Linked DNA regions of Homo sapiens: region 1 is linked to region 2. The links are chromatin loops, found by intact Hi-C in ENCODE. Cell type or tissue: breast epithelium. All regions are shown on one strand.

Region 1 (2,500 bases), 600 kb before region 2:
GTGCAGTGGCACGATCTCGGCTCACTGCAACCTGTGCCTCCCAGGTTCAAGCGATTCTCCTGCCTCAGCCTCCTGAGTAGCTGGGATTACAGGTGTGCACCACCATGCCTGGCTAATTTTTGTTTGTTTGTTTTTTAGTGGAGACCAGTTTCCCCATGTAGGCCAGGCTGGTCTCCAACTCCTGATCTCAAGTAACCTGCCTGCCTTGGCCTCCCAAAATGCTGAGATTACAGGCGTGAGCCACCACGCTCAGCCTCTCCGTTTATTTAGATCTTTAACTTCTCAGCATCTTTTGTAATTTTTAGTATACACGTCCTTTATTTCTTTTATTAAATTTCTTCCCACTCATTTTATTACTTTGGAGGCTTTGTAAATAAAATTCCTCTCCTCACTTCGTTTTTAAATTATTGTTCATTAGTATACAGACACATGATTGATTTTGCTGAATGTCTCCCATCCTGCTAGGAATGTATTGCACTTTTCAACCAGAGCTTCCATTTAGTTTTAGGTTTTAATAATTTCACAGGATAGCATTGTGCTCACTGGTTGCTTCATGTAATTAATATTTCTATTAGCCAGGCGTGATGGCACATGCCTGTAATCCCAGCTACTCGGAAGCCTGAGGTAGGAGAATTGCTTGAATCCAGTAGGCAGAGGTTGAGGTTATCCGAGATCGCGCCATCGCACTCCAGCCTGGGCAACAAGAGTGAAACTCCGTCTCAAAAAAAAAAAAAAATACATACACACACACACACACACACACACACACACACACCCCTTTGTGGATTTATTGGGGTCTGGATTGCCATCCTTCAGATTTCTTGCTCTAGCCTAACGGCTCTGTTGTTGTTCAATGCAAGTTTTATTTTTTATTTTATTTACATTTTAGCAGCTTTGTTTAGCTATAATTGTTCTACTAAAAAACCCTCTCACTTAATGTACACAATTAGATGAATTTGGACACGTGCAACCCCTTGGAAGACATTCACGTGCATGCGTTGTTGGGTTTTTGCTTCTCACAAGAACGTATTTCAGGCATTTCCATCTCCACGCTACACATGGGGAAATAGAGGCTCACAGAGGAGAAAGGACGTGGTCCAGGTCACCTGTCCCTGGTCCTCCAGGCTGAGGAGCAGAGAGACCACCCACCTTGGGGCTTCAAGGGTTTGACACGTATCTTGAGTGCCCTCTTGTGGTCCCAGTGGAGAAACTCCCTGTTTAGTTCTGTTCTTTTCCATCTGTCATTCACTTTTCTCATTCAGTATTTGTTGGTCCTGTCCTGTGTGCCAGACACTGTTTGAGGCTCTAGCGGTCCATCAATATGCAAAACATCCTTGCCATCGAGGAGCTTATATTCTTTTTTTTTTTTTTTTGAGATGGAGTCTCGCTCGTCTCCCAGGCTGGAGTGCAGTGGCGCGATCTCGGCTCACTGCAACCTCCGCCTCCTGGGTTCAAGCGATTCTCCTGCCTCAGCCTCCCGAGTAGCTGGGATTACAGGCATGCATCACCACGCCCCGCTAATTTTTTGTATTTTTAGTAGAGATGGGGTTTCATCGCATTAGCCAGGATTGTCTCCATCTCCTGACCTCGTGATCTGCCCACCTCGGCTTCCCAAAGTGCTGGGGATGACAGGCCTGACCCAGAACGCCCAGCCGAGGAGCCTATATTCTTGCAGAAGGAGACAGACAGTAACCCTTGGGCATAATAAGCACATTCACAGCTTACTAGAAGGTGAAAATGATCTGGATAAATGAGAAAGTGCAGCAGTGGTCCAGTGGTCTGGAGTGTGCAAAGTTCAGCAGGGGGAACAGTGTGGTGGATGCAGACTGAGAGCCAGGGAAAGGGAAGAGGCCATGACTACCCTGAGTGAGCTGGAAGGAAACACGAATCACTCCAAGTAGAACACCCCTTCACTGAGGATTCTTCTTCCCAAACTTCCTCTAGAAAGCTGAGCTGCCACTCACCACAGGGAAGGCTCAGCCCATTAGACTTCAAACGTCCTCAGCAATTCCCTGCCCACCTCTTTCTAGGAGTCAAGATTCCTCCATCCTGATCTAGACCAGCATCTGGTGACCCCTAGAAACCTGTCCTGGAAGCCTCACAAGGCTCTTCACACTCAGTTTGTGATATGATGACCCCAGAGTTGTGCAGTGCACAACCTACGCAGCTGGACATGATGGGCCTGGCGCTCTTCCTCTGTGCTCCCACTGAGCTCTGTGCTGACTATGTCATTCCACTGGGTGGTGCCATGTCAACTTCCCTCCTCTCCTCTCAATATCCTGTAAGCTCTTTAAGGATAAGATAGGATCAAAGTTCCATCCATGTCCCTGCTACTCAGAAGAGGGGCTGAAACATTTAAAAGGGAAACGTTGGAACCCCCTCAATAGCACTAGACTTAAGAAAACAAATTGCCGGGTAGTGATGATTAGATTGCTATAAAAGTCTGAATAATTACAAAAAGATTCTAGGAACTGGTGTATAATTATGTAGGGGCACTGGC
Region 2 (2,500 bases):
CTATGAATCTCTTTCTGTTTCTGGGGATCTCCCCGTCCCTCTGTGTCTGTGATTCACTCTCCCTGTGTCTCTGGCTCTCTGAATCTATTCATCTCTCTGACTCTCTGAATCTGTGTCTCTGGCTCTATGAATGTCTATGTCTCTCTGACTCTGAATCTGTGTCTCCGGCTCTATGAATGTCTCTCTATGTCTCTCTGACTCCCTGAATCTGTGTCTCTGGCTCTATAAATCTATGTCTCTCTGACTCTGAATCTCTCTGTGTCTCCGGCTCTATGAATGTCTCTCTATGTCTCTCTGACTCTGAATCTCTCTGTGTCTCTGGCTCTATGAATCTCTATGTTTCTCTGACTCTGAATCTCTCTGTGTCTCTGGCTCTATGAATGTCTTTCTATGTCTCTCTGACTCTCTGAATCTCTGTGTCTCTGGCTCTATGAATCTCTATGTCTCTATGAATCTCTGTGTCTCTGGCTCTATGAATCTCTTTCTATGTCTCTCTGACTCTCCGAATCCCTCTGTGTCTCTGGCTCTATGAATCTCTCTGTTTGTCTCTTTGGCTCTGTGAATCTCTGTGATTCAGGCTCTCTGAATCTCTCTATATGTCTATGAATCTCTCTGTGTCTCTGGCTCTATGAATGTCTCTCTATGTCTCTCTGACTCTCTGAATCTCTGTGTCTCTGGCTCTATGAATCTTTCTATGTCTCTCTGACTCTCCGAATCTGTGTCTCTGGCTCTATGAATCTCTCTGTTTGTCTCGTTGGCTCTGTGAATCTCTGTGATTCAGGCTCTCTGAATCTCTCTATATGTCTCTATGAATCTCTCTGTGTCTCTGGCTCTCTGAATCTCTGTCTCTGGCTCTAGGAATCTCTGTCGAGGGTCTCTAGATAGAGACTTCCCTCTCTGTGTCTCTGTGATTCAGTCTCTCTCCCTCTTCCCTTTTCTGTGTCTCTCTCTCTGTCCCCTTCTCTGACCCACTCCATGTGTCTATCTGGCCCTGTGAGTCTCTCTCCATCTCTGAGGTCTCTCCCTCTCTCCCTGTGTCTCTGTGATTCAGTCTCTCTCCCTCCTGTCTTTTCTATGTCTCTGTCCTCTGTCCTCTTCTCTGACCCACTCTACGTGTCTCTCTGGCCCTGTGAATCTCTCTGTCTTTGAGGTCTCTCCCTCCCTCTAAGTGTCTCTGTGATTCAATCCCTGTCTCCCTCTCTCTAGATCTCGCTGGCTTCGGCATCCTCTCTGTGCGCCCCCTCTCAGGAAAGGGGTCTCTCCAAGGGCCGGCGCGGTCAGTCTCTTCCGGCCTCCACACCTCTTGGTCGCTCTACCCGCGTCCCCGCCTCTCTCTGGTCGGGCTCTGCGCCTCCCCGGCTCGGGAGCGCTTCCCAGTCCCCGCTCCCGGGAGACCCTCTCTGTTGCCAGGGGCAACCACGGCCCGCCCCGGGCTGCGGGCGCAGTGCATTCTGGGACTGGTAGTCCGAGCCTGCGGACCAGCCACTCTCGGGACACGACCGAGAACTCCGCCTCCCGGCGTGCCCCGCGAGGCTGGGCGGGACGCTGCGGCGGCGCCTGGGAGGGACTCTGGACGCCCAGCTTACCTTCTCTGGGACTTTTCAGGGGTTCGGGGCGGGTTTCCTGGGATTCCCAAAGCCGAAGGGAAGGTGGGGGAATCCGAGTCCTCTTGTAACCACTCTCCCTAAATGTGGAGTCCACTGGCCTTCCAGCCACCTCCAGGTGACCTAGGGCGAAGGATAGGCGGCGGGGATGGCCCCGAAACCGACCTAGGAATCCCACCACGTTCTAGTCCAGTGTCCTTGAGTTCTTTCCCGAGTTAACCAACGTATCACCCCAGAGTTCTATAGCTGTTCTTTCGGATGCCTTCCAGAAGGGATTCAGGCATGGGATGGGAGAGAAGGGTGGGCGAGGCGTCCTTTAAGAAGACAGCGATGGAGTGGGTTGGAGCTCAAGAGTGGACGCTGCAGAAATGAAAAGGAGGCCTTTCCTCATCCAACGACAGTGTGTGCCCCAGCTGGCCTTTCCTTCTCCCCTTCCAGGGGAACCCTTCCCTCCCTTGCGGTATCTCTCCCCAATTGCTTTTGCGGATGTAGATGCAGATAGCGGGTTCTGTGATCATCGAATTTTCTTTAAAACTTTTTTTTAAATAGAGACGAGGTCTTGCTGTGTTGCCCAGGCTGGTCTTGAACTCCTGGGCTTAAGCGATCCTCCCGCCTTGTCCTCCCAGTGTTGGGACTACAGGCGTGAGCCTCCGCGCCGGCTGATCATGGAATATATATATATATATATATATATATATATATATATATATATTTTTTTTTTTTTTTTTTTTTTTTTTTTTTCAGACGGAGTCCCGCTCTGTCTCCCAGGCTGGAGTGCAGTGTGGCGCGATCTCGGCTCACTACAACCTCCGCCTCCCAGGTTCAAGCGATTCTCCTGCCTCAGCCTCATGAGTAGCTGGAACTACAGGTGCCCTCCACCACGCCCGGCTAATTTT

What was found. A loop is a pair of places that touch in the nucleus more often than their neighbours do. Peaks named below come from ENCODE experiments on the same cell type or tissue, not always from the same donor. Only the 100,000 strongest peaks of a DNase experiment are listed, where the experiment ranks them.
Region 1: a loop joins it to region 2, with 7 times the contacts of the local background. A loop is called at or near these places in 2 of 110 quality-filtered maps.

Annotation. Positions count from the first base shown.
Region 1 is chr19:54,477,559-54,480,058 of GRCh38, reverse strand. No RefSeq gene overlaps it. Among named protein-coding and RNA genes, the nearest start is that of CDC42EP5, 5.5 kb to the right of the region's middle. In breast epithelium, a CTCF peak has its summit at 1,203 (motif pointing left); no DNase peak of the experiment used is centred here.
Region 2 is chr19:53,878,467-53,880,966 of GRCh38, reverse strand. No RefSeq gene overlaps it. Among named protein-coding and RNA genes, the nearest start is that of PRKCG, 2.5 kb to the left of the region's middle. In breast epithelium, no CTCF peak of the experiment used is centred here; a DNase peak (open chromatin) is centred at 1,446; H3K4me3 peaks cover 1,181 bases; H3K27ac peaks cover 367 bases.